Linked DNA regions of Homo sapiens: regions 2 and 3 are each linked to region 1. The links are chromatin loops, found by intact Hi-C in ENCODE. Cell type or tissue: endothelial cell of umbilical vein. All regions are shown on one strand. Each heading gives the region's core, and the rest is flanking DNA. Links, peaks and the distances in the headings are about the cores only.

What was found. Hi-C counts contacts between places; a loop is a spot of excess contacts. Peaks named below come from ENCODE experiments on the same cell type or tissue, not always from the same donor. Only the 100,000 strongest peaks of a DNase experiment are listed, where the experiment ranks them.
Region 2: a loop joins it to region 1, with 8 times the contacts of the local background. A loop is called at or near these places in 1 of 110 quality-filtered maps.
Region 3: it touches region 1 in a loop (2.7-fold over the local background); 1 of 110 quality-filtered maps calls a loop at or near these places.

The regions. Positions count from the first base shown.
Region 1 is chr9:18,330,148-18,334,053 of GRCh38, forward strand. It overlaps a transcript of ADAMTSL1 not described here. Among named protein-coding and RNA genes, the nearest start is that of ADAMTSL1, 140 kb to the right of the region's middle. RefSeq lists an enhancer at 2,917-3,480. In endothelial cell of umbilical vein, for the core only: no CTCF peak of the experiment used is centred there; DNase peaks (open chromatin) are centred at 954 and 1,874; H3K27ac peaks cover 2,500 bases.
Region 2 is chr9:18,236,454-18,240,359 of GRCh38, forward strand. It overlaps a transcript of ADAMTSL1 not described here. Among named protein-coding and RNA genes, the nearest start is that of ADAMTSL1, 240 kb to the right of the region's middle. In endothelial cell of umbilical vein, for the core only: no CTCF peak of the experiment used is centred there; a DNase peak (open chromatin) is centred at 1,988; H3K27ac peaks cover 2,500 bases.
Region 3 is chr9:18,631,157-18,635,062 of GRCh38, forward strand. The region is part of intron 5 of ADAMTSL1 (ADAMTS like 1); the gene reads left to right. Among named protein-coding and RNA genes, the nearest start is that of MIR3152, 60 kb to the left of the region's middle. In endothelial cell of umbilical vein, for the core only: no CTCF peak of the experiment used is centred there; a DNase peak (open chromatin) is centred at 1,985; H3K27ac peaks cover 1,594 bases.

The sequences.
Region 1 (3,906 bases), core at 462-2,961:
AGATAATGTTGATACCTGGAGCTATCTTGCAAGGTAGTTTGGAGGACAAGAGAGAGTTTGTGAACCACTTGACACAGTTAAGTCTTCAATAAACGCTGCCTATTATTCTCAGTGTCATCAGTTGTTCAGAAATCACATATTAGGACTCAGTTTTCCAGATTATCTTCCTTCTACCCTTTTTCCTTCTCCCTGATCCTGCCACTCTTGCATCCATTGGCATTGTAGCCACCCCCTACAGTGACACAGTTGAGGACTGCCTTCCCAATCTGTATTCTGTGCTCCATCATAACCTTCTTTGTTTCATCAAAAAAAAAAAACTAAAATCTCTCATCCTATTCCCTCAGGGTCTTGCTTTCCATGTGGATGCCCGAGGCTGATGTTATCATTCCGAGATGAATTCTGTTGGTTCATTTGTTGTATGCCAAGTGTGTGCCAGGTGTTTTATCTCAAGTGTTCCTCCCAAGCAAATCTTATTTCCATTTTATAGACATGTGGGATATTATCCCAAATTCACAGAGTAGAAAGTGGCAAAACTGGGATCTGAGCTCTTTCTGCTGAATATAACACCTAGTGACTCCCTATAGACAAATATGAGTTATAAAGAAATACAACCTTTAAGATATGGCACTAAGCAAACCAATAGTTGGGGATTATATTTTACAAAACACATGGCTTTTGTAAAAGCAAATGCATAAAACTGCTGATTAACTGTTATTTACTGAGCACCAGTTACATGCCAGGGACTGTCCCAGATTTTCAACATACAGAGATGGATAAGCAGGATCTTGCTCAAAGAAGCTTACGTAGCTGGAGGAAGAGAAGTGAAGATAAAATCATGTGACTATGAAGTAATTCAGCCTCAATTGGGTATGGCATAGTCAGGGCATATTTCACGTGTAGGTTTTGGTGGAGGGTGCTCACAAACAGAGGAAGGAGAAAAAGTGGATCCAGGATAAAGTAAACAGTGTGAGAAGGCAACAAAGGTGTAAGACAAAGGAGCTGTTTGAGGACTGCAAGAAGGAATGTGGCTCAATAGAACAATATGTTCATGGAGAAGAGTGAGACAGGATGCTAAGGAAGTGTGTTGAGGTAAGCCAAACTGACAGAAAGGTCTTTGATGCTATGCTGAGGCATTCAGACTTGAGTCTATAACCAGTGAAGAGCCATAAAAAGTCTTTGTTTAAAACTGTATTTTAAAATAATAGCTGTGTGAGTATCATCTATCCCCACTGTGTTGGCCTATGGTTTTTAAGATACCACACATCAAATTGTGCCTCCCTCCTGGATATACTGCAGGGTAAAACCTTAGTATAATTCAGTCTGAATGAACAATAGTAATTAGTCCTGAACTATGCCTTGCTGTTATAATACAGTGCACATGGTGATAGCAAATAAGCCCCCAGGGACTCATAAACAAAATGAATGAATTATTGAAGTCCCTGTACTAATTTTATCTCTGGTGTAGAGGTTGAACTATCCATTAGAGCAATTCTAGGAAAAACAAAAACAAAAACAATTTGCCACAAGACCCCAACTTTTCTATCCTATTGCCACCTTTCCTTTCTATCTTGAATTCTATTTGAAGCTGTAGCTTTCCTAAATCAGATGCTAGAGTTTTAGTAGCTATGCATCAGTAGCTCTGGCATTGCTTGGAGTCTTCCTTAATCCAGCAATGGAACTAAAATGAAAATAGAATTACCAAAAGGGCAGATGCAGTATCTTATATCACTTTTATTATATTATATTTTAGCCACTGAGACAGGAGGGGAGAATATTATAGAATCAGCTTGCTGCAGTCTCGCCTGTAATTATATTTTTCCTTGATAAGGCATTGGCAAGTAGCCCACCAAAATATTGATGTGAAACTTGATCTCTCAGGGATGTGGAATTTCTCCAGCCCTGGGATTGAGACTGAGAGGTTTTGGAAGTGTTTGGCAGCTGTAGTAAATTCAGGAGCTGGAGGCAAGGAACAATTCTTCTAGCACAAGCCCAAAGTCAATATATTATATAACTACAAAAGGCACACTCCTCACTGTACTTTTATACTCTTCATTGGATCTTGTCCAGACCATGTTATCTTACATAGATGTAAACATACACTTTATGTACTATTTGAGAAAAACTGAGAGTCCTATAAAGTTTTTATAATTTTATATTTAGGGATGGGTATGTTAATTATAAGTAAAAATGAGGATTCAGAATTTCCCTCAAAATAAGGAGTGAAAAATTATCTGCATGCCCCATTTTATCACATAGTTTGAGTTTTGCCTTCTCTTGCTATCTTTTTTATACGCACCAGTCCAGTTTTCCTCCTTTTTTTAGAGACAAAATCCTGCTCTCTCACTCAGGCTGGAATATAGTGTTACAATCATAGCCCCCTGCAGCCTTGACCTCTCAGGCTCCAGCAATCCTCCTGCCTCAGCCTCCTGAGTAGCTGGGACTAAAGGCGCATGCTACCAGACATGGCAATTTTAATTTTTCCTTTTTTCAAAAAATTTGCTACAATATGGACGTACAGCATCAATAGAATTTGTTGATAACTACACAGTTATGGTTATAAGTTAAGTTATTTTAAATTAGAGCCTATATAGTTATTTCCCTAGGTGAAACTGCAGGCATTGTATCCTCTGGCCCATTGAACCGCCAGAGTTCAGTAAGAGTGTGTCAGAAGGCTGCTGGCAGAGTGAAAAGAGCATAAGGTTGGGATCCAGACACACCTGAATTTAAAATCCCAACTCTGGCACTTATGACCTGCATGAGCTTAACGAGCATCTGAGTCTGTTTCATCATCTGTAAGCGTATGAGGAATAAAATGGTATTATGTACAAGAAGCACCCAACCATTGTTGGCACCTAGCAGGCATTATTTTCTCCCATTTTCTTTTCTCTTTCCCACTTCAGAATGGCCAGAATACCAGGAAATTTACCTCACAGATTATCTAGCAAGTAAAGGATTTGGTGATCAAGGTTTTCAAAATGGCTTCAGGTGTGATTATTATTTTTATTTTTTTATGTTGCCATGTATTTATACCAAGTGATATGGTTTGGCTGTGTCCCCACCTAAATCTCATCTTGAATGGCAATCCCCATAATTTCTGTGTATCTTGGGAGGGTCCCAGAGGGAGGTAATTGAATCATTGGGGCAGTTTCCCCCATGCTGTTCTCATGATAGTGAGTTCTCAAGGTATCTGATGGTGTCATAAGCGTCTGGCATTTCCCCTGCTGGCACTCATTCTCTCTCCTGCCTCCTGTGAAGAGGTGCATTCCACTATGATTGTAAGTTTCCTGAGGACTCCCCAGCCATGTGGAATTGTGAGTCAAACCTCTTTTATTTATAAATTATGCAGTCTCGGGTGTTTCCTTATAGTGGCATGAGAATGGACTAATACAGCAAGCCAATTTTGTAAAAATGACTTCAGATAGCTTTACAAATAAATTCAGTTGGTTGAATAAATGATAGTACAGTAAAAAGTTAGAGAAACAGGGACAAAATACTCTAAACCAGTTGCTGTAACTGAGTACAATATTTGGTCAGAGAATTCCCCAAGGAATTTCCATTATATGTAGCTTCCATTATAAGAAAAAAACAAAGATGAGAGTTCATCAGAGGAGACAGATTTTACCCTAGAAAAAAGAAAGTTCTTATTTGAGTAATTGTGTTGAGATTCTTCAGAGGGATTACTGATTTAATATGACAGGCAATATTCTTAATTCACACCCTTGAGAATCTAACTAGAGCAGTCAGGCCTGACCATGGCAGCAGGATATATACAGGGTCTGTCCAGATCTTCCATTAGAGGCCCCAATTCTAAGAATCAACTAGCTTCACAAGCAACCCAGAGAAGACACTGTGCTAAGTGGAGATTTCCTAGGCATTAAAGTGAAACCAACTTTGATTCAAACTCAG
Region 2 (3,906 bases), core at 704-3,203, 93 kb before region 1:
TGAGTATGTCTGAATGAAAAGGCTAATACTGTCCATATCAAAAGCTGTTTCATCTGCAGTAGTACATAAACCTGCTTCCCTTTCCTGTGATGATGATGGAAAATGTGTGTTTGTACTTTTCATCAAAGTTGGGGGAAAATTCCATTCAGCTGTTATTTTTAGGTTGTTAAAAGAGATAAGCTGCAAGGCTATTAAATTCAGTATCTATTGATACAATCATGATTAGATCTATTAAGCTAATTTATTTCAGAAGCACAGGAATTAAATCTTAGCTATATTTTCAGCGAAGAAAAATACACATCCCATTATTATATATACTTTTGGAAAATGCAAATGCAGTGCAATGCAAACAATTGATATTGTTTACATTCCAGTGCTATTCAGTTTCCCAAAATGTAATAAATGTCTTATCTTAAAGAAATACAAAGGATCTGGTTCAGGAAACTTCCAGATTTATGTGCACCTACAATTACTGAATCACATGTTGCTAAAATTTTCATATTTTATATCAATGTAAGGGGCAGAATCTTTACACAGATAACATTTTTCCAGAGCCTGACTATTGCCCTATACATTTTTAAGCTGCCCAATAAATATTTAGTAACATTTTTTGTGTCTCCAAGTGAAAATAGATCCAGACAATAAACAAACATCACTAATGTACTTCTTTAATTCTTCTTTAATCTTAAACTCTACAGATTTCCAAGAGATCATGTGTCAGAAGCTGTGTCCCACATGGCAGACCATGAGCTCTCCAATGTGGGAGATGGGCCCACCTGGCTGCTTAAGTCCCTGGAATGACCACTGTGTGTCTTGTAGTTGGCACATCTGTTTACCAGCTCAGGAGGAAGAACATGACAGTGATGTTTACAGATACACAGGGGCACTGTGTACAGAATGAATCAATTCACTCTGTGTTGGCCCTTATAGATGTATTTCCATCTATATTTTTTGTTCTTATTTTCTCACTGTTCTCATATTCCGTGCTCTCCTGTTTACCTTGTTGCTTTTGGCATTTTGAGAAGTGTTTTTGTCTTCTTTGTATAAATGTTGTGGATAAAGCACTTAGAGGATTTCAGAGAAAGCTCACTACTATACAAACCTAATAAATCTACAACGTCCTGTTATATAGAAAACCAATACTGACTGCCTCTGAGATACAAATACTTGATTTACTTCTTCTATGTTATATAAGTGAAACATTACTATTTAGAAAAACTTAAGTAGTCAACTGAATCTTTTTTTGTTGTGCTCTGATGCATTTGAAAAGATTCTGTAACCTCATTAAATTATCCCATCCCATTTTACATAATTCATCAGTACTTAATTGTACACTGTTTTCTTCCTTTGTCAGTATTTTTTAACAAACTCTGTATTTGATGCATCCTGTGGTTAAGACAAAACAAAATTAAATGCAATTGTTTCTCTAAAAATCATGATTATTCCTTGGTTCGTTCTTTGAACGTTTCGTGGACTAAGCCAGGCACACTAGGGCATATGGCAGAGGAGGCAGAATGCCATTGCTCACACTGCTTTGCCCTCTAGAGGCTGGAGGGAGGGGCTTCAATGACTTTCCCTGAAGAACCACTTTTTACCTGGGTTCTAGATATTTCTCTTAAGAAAGCCACTTTTTGTCCACAGTTCTGACTTAGATTCAGAGGTCTGGGAGATGTTGACTGTTGCCTTTCATGGAGTAACTGCCATTGTGTTTTTTTAAGAGAGCTTTAATGAATGAGTTTTAGGACTATGTGGAAATTTCTGTGAAATGGTTAAGATTCTCCTATATAGTTTTGAAACTGGGTCATAGAAATACAGAAGAAAAAGAATTAAAATTCTTTCATTACACTTACAGTGACTCCATCCATTGTTTGCAGTGAGTAAGTGACTCATCTGTAACTCAGTATTTTGGGAGGAGGAGGAGGAAATGCCAAGTTCGAATCACATCCCTTTGTGCAGGCAGCAGAGTTGTAGGGGAAGGAGCTGGGCTTGCAGGGTGAGAGGTTGGGGGTCATAACTGGGTGCCAGTCTGTGTACTGTAGCTGTTACTTAATCTCTCTGAATATGTTTCTTCATTTGTAAAATGAAGCTAGAATGGCGTCATTAGGAATGTTAGGTGAGATGAGTCAGCACTGGTTTGACATGTAATAGGCACCAAAAAAATGAGTTTTCTTTCCCATTTCTTCTCTAATATCATAGAAAGAGAGCACTGAAAGGAACCAAATGACATAACTTTTTTTCTTTAAGTTGTGAATTGACGATTTATGTTTGTATACATTTATGGGATACAAAGTGATGTTATGATTTATGAATCTAATGTGGAATAATTAAATCAAGCTAGTTAATATAGCCACCACCTCAGATAGTTAACTTTTTTGTAATTGTAACATTTGAAATTTACTCTCCTAGCACTTTTGAAATGCACAATATACGCATACCTCAGAGATATTGCAGGTTCTGTTCCAGACCATTGCAACAAAGTTAATATCACAATAAAGTGAGTCACACAATTTTGTGGTTTCCCAGTGCATATAAAAGTTATGTTTACACTATACTGTAATCTATTAAGTTTATAATAGCATTATGTCTATAAAAATGAATATACCTTAATTTTAAAGTATTGCTAAAAATGCTAATGATTATCTGAGGCTTCAGTGAGTCTTAATCTTTTTGCTAGTGGAGGGTCTTGCCTTGATGTTTATGGCTGCTGACTGATCAGGGTGGTGAAGGGTAGGGTAGCTGTAATAATACCTTAAGACAACAATGCAATTTGTCACATCAGTTTACTCTCCCTTTTACAAAAGATTTCTCTGTAGCATGTGATGCTGTTTGATGGCATTTTACCCAAAACAGAACTTCTTTCAAAACTGGAGTCAGTCCTCTCAAACCCTGCTGCTGCTTTATGAACTAAATTTATGGAAATATTTTAAGTAATTTGTTGCCATTTCAAGAGACTTCACAGCATCTTCACCAGGAGTAGATTCTGTTTCAAGAAACCCACTATCTGGCTGGGCACCATGGCTCACACCTATAATCTCAGCATTTTGGGAGGCCGAGGCAAGTGGATCACTTGAGGCCAGGAGTTTGAGACCAGCCTGGCCAACATAGTGAAATCTGGTCTCTACTGAAAATAGAAAAAAACAAAAAATTAGCTGGGCGTGGTGGTGCATGTCTGTAATCCTAGCTACTCGGGAGGCTGAGGCATGACAATTGCTTGAACCCAAGAGGCAGGGGTTGCAGTGAGCTGAGATCATGCCACCGCACTCCAGCCTGGGTGTCAGAGTAAGACTCTGTCTCAAAGAAAGAAGGAAAGAAGGAAAGAAGAAAGGAAGGAAGGAAGGAGGGAAAGAAAGAAGGAAAGAAGGAGAAACCACTATCAGTGTTTATCCATAAGAAGCAACTCTTTGTTCATTCAAGTTTTATTGTGAGAGCAGCAATTTAGCCACATATTCAGGCTCCATTTCTAATTCTAGTTCTCTTACTATTTTTACATCTTCAGTGACTTTCTCCACTGAAGTCTTGATGTTCTCAAAGTCATCCATTAGGGTTGGCATCAACTTCTTCCAAACTACTATTGTTGATATTTTGACTGCCTCCCATGAATCATAAATGTTCTCAATGGCATCTAGAAAGGTGACTCCTTTCCAGAAGGTTTTCCACTTACTGTACCCAGATCCATTGAGAAATTATAATCTATGGCAGTTTTAGCCTGACAAAATGCATCTCTTAAATAATAAGATGTGAAAGTCAAAACTAATCCTTAATCCGTGGGCTACAGAATGGATGTTGTATTAGCAGGCATGGAAACAACTCTTATCTCCTTACATCTCTATCAGAACTCTTGGGTGACTAGGTGCATTGTTAATGAACAGTAATGTTTTAAAATGAATCTTTTTTTTTTTTTCTAAG
Region 3 (3,906 bases), core at 704-3,203, 300 kb after region 1:
TTGACAACAGAACTTTTTAACTGATTACATATAAAGATGAAGTAGAGGATGGCTCCAAGTTTTCTGGCCTAGGCAAATGGAAGGATGAAGTTCTCCAGATGGGAATGAGGAGGGCATCTTGTTTGGCCTGTCCAGTATATATCTTCTATTGTGCAATTACAGATAAACCAGGGAGAAAATTGAAAGCCTCAGATGCTCAACTTCTTATTTTGTTGGATATATTTTAAGAGTAATAAAACCGTCACGAAGATGTAAAACATACCATTTAAACCTCCTCAAGATTGGCAGACTATTTTTATACATAGTCAATTGTATTTTAAAATGACTCTCTCATTTTTAAAAATAAAATAAAATAAAGTGTCAGCTCCATAGGCATAGAGGGAAGAGTCTTTAAAAACATGAACTCATCAACGGATCTAAAAATAAGATAAACTCAGATATCAGAATAGGAAATTCTGTCTTTCAAAATATTATCCTCATCACCTTTCTCTGACACAGCTGTGAATCACGCAGAACATCCACATATGACAAGATTTTAAAATGAATATAAAATATTCTATATAGAAAGTTGTGTGATATACATATAGATAGATATTTTTTAAAGAATACTTTTAGGTACAGTCCTTGGGAAGAATTTTCTTGAGAAAAGACATTTGCAACCCATATCTGTGAAATGACAGAATTTATGATTCCCATGGAAATTTTGTTCATTGAATGGAGAAATGGGTTATCTGGTATCTGAAGCAGATCATTTAGAATTGTTGATTAATAAGCTAGAAATATGTCCTGAAGACTGGCATCATGGTTCAGTCAACAAAGCCAGAATAGATTAGGGCAGATGCACTCAATCGTAAAACAGTGTGCCTTTGTAGGAAAGGGCACCCAGAGGAATGTGCAGCACGGTGGGAGAGGATGTGGCCCCTGCCTCGCCAGCTATACTAATGGCATTAATCACCAAGGAGGCAGGTGTTGCCACCAGATTGCTCTCACATCCTAAGAGATCTTAAACACCACTCTGTGCACAATATTGTAATAGATGCCAAGTAGAAGCATCTTCCAATCCATCCCAAATCATTGAGGATTTATCAGAAAGTGAGACAATTATTAATACATAAACAACTCAAAAGTGGCTTTTTATGAACATGCAGAAAATGAAATTTTTAATTGTTTTCCCTATTTTGTTTTTTGTTAAATTAAGAGTACTGTTCCTTAAAGTATGTCCTAAGATATATCAGCTGATTTTAACAGATGACACATAAGAAAAAGTTTTTATGGATAAACATCTTAGGTATACACGGGGTTAAATAGAGTGAAATGGGTTTCTTTGGTGCAGTGCTCCTAAAAAAATGAATGAATATGCTTTGGGAATTTCATCTGTGGGGTGTAGTATTTTGTATTTCCCCCATATTTTATCTTAGATCCCTTTTTCAGGACCATCTCGTGGGGCTAGTGCTTTGTTTATCTTCTTTGTCACTGAATCCCTAGTACCTAGCATGGAGCCTGACACTAAAAGACACTCAAAAAATACTTGTGGAATAAAGTAATGAATTTGCAGATCGTTTAATGTCTGGCCAGGGGTCCATCAGCCCTTTTCAGAATAATATATAAGAGAAGGCTGTGGCTCTTCCTACTTCTGTGCCATGTGCTGCCAACTGCTAGAGTTTGTACCAGCCTGACTTGCTTCATTTCTCTTTGACTAGGTGAGTGCAAGGGGCATCAGGAAATACTATTTCACCTGGTCTACTTTCTCCATATACCCTCTTCCTCAACAACTTTCTAGGAGGTTCTTCTCCTCTCTTTTTTGGGGGTGCATGCTAATGTTACCACACCCTGTCTTCTTTAGGGAACATACAGATATTACAGCATCAGCCAAGAGCTAGGGTATTAATGTTCCAGTTTATGGAATGTGAGTCACTTCCCAGCAGAGCAAGAGGGAGGCTGCATGAGCTGTGTGTGGGTCAGAAGACTGCTGCTGAGCATGGCAGGGCCAAACAGAAAGCTTTCCTTTTACTTGCACTTTATTTGAACTGTGGGTAAACAAAGACTTTCTATTTCTAGAAAGTCCCATTGTTTTAACTGCTTTGAGTTTCTTTTGCAAACTTAAAAAGTCATGTCTTTATGCAAGGCGTTTAAAGCTCTGTAGGCCCAGTCTCGGCCGGGTGTGGTGGCTCACTCCAGTAATCCCAGCATTTTGGGAGGCCGAGGTGGGTGGATCACAAGGTCAGGAGTTCAAGACCTGCCTGGCCAAGATGGTGAAACCCCGTCTCTACTAAAAATACAAAAATTAGCCGGGCTGCAGTGGCAGAAGTCTGTAATCCCAGCTACTTGAGGCTGAGGCAGGAGAATCACTTGAACCCAGGGGGCGGAGGTTGCAGTGAGTCAAGATCACAATCATGCTACTGCACTCTAGCCTGGGTAACAAAGTGAGACTCCATCTCAAAAAACAAACAAACCAAAGAAGCTCTGTAGGCCTAATCTTAACTTTTTTTTTTTTTTTTTTGGTTCCTTTTCTATATTCCCCTTACACTTTTTTCTGTTGTTGTTCTTATATACCACAAATTCTTAGCTCTCTGAAATTCAACAATGTATGACATTAAAAACAGCTATAAGATTTTGTCATGAGTGGAATATTCAACTTTGTAGAGAACTCGATAATGTAACCTCTCCAGGGAAGGAATTGGGAGCATATGATTCTTTTTTCTCATTCAACAGATAATGTGCTAGGGGCCTTGGAGAGTTGAAACACTATTTAAAAAAAAAATAGTTTTTCAATCCCTGTCCTTTAAGAGATTTGGGGTAGAGAGAGGAAAATAATGTTTACAGAATACTTACTGTGTTCCAGGCTATACATCCCTATATCTAGATTCATGTCTATATTTATATCTAGTCACGACAATAGTATAAGGCAAGTTTTGTTTTCCCTGTTTTACAAATGAGGAAACTGAAGATCAGAGAAGTCAGGTAACTTCTGAGATTCACTAATTTAAACTAAATTCTCCTAAAGATAGGATGATAATATTAAGGTTCAGAGAAATTGAGTAACAATTGGGATTATCTTATTTAACCTAAATCCTTCCAATGATAGGATAATTATGTACACTGTTAAAAAAAAATATGTCTGAACAGGCCAGGTGCAGTGGCTTACCCATGCAATCCCAGCACTTTGGGAGGCCGAGGCAGGTGGATCTCTTCAGTTCAGGAGTTCAAGACAAGCGTGGGCAACATGGCAAAACCACATCTCTACAAAATTACAAAAACCATCTGGGCGTAGTGGTGTGCACCTGCAGTCCCAGCTACTTGGGGTGCTGAAGTAGGAGGATCTCTTGAGCCCGGGAAGCTAAGGCTGCAGTGAGCTGTGATCACACTGTGATAGCGAGACCCTATCTCAAAATAATAATAAGGGCTGAGTGCAGTGGCTCACGCCTGTAATCCCAGCACTTTGGGAGGCTGAGGTGAGCGGATCATGAGGTCAGGAGTTCGAGACCAGTCTGGCCAATATAGTGAAACCCCATCTCAACTAAAAATACAAAAATTAGTCAGGCGTGATGGTGGGCGCCTATAATCCCAGCTACTTGGGAGGCTGAGGCAGAAGAATTGCTTGAACCCAGGAAACAGAGGTTGCAGTTGAGCCAAGATCACACCACTGCACTCCAGCCTGGGTGACAGAGCGAGATTCCTCAAAAAAAAAAAAAGAATATGTAAATATATATATATATATTTATATATATAAATATGTATGTAAATATATATTTAATATATATATATTAAATAAAAAAGATAAGTATGAACAAAGAATCACACAGGGCTTCTGAATATGCTGGTAAATATTTTAAAACCTGCCTTTCTCTTGTCTTCTGAAGTGCCTTTCTATCCATTTGATCTTGGACTATGCATTGTACTTCCCAG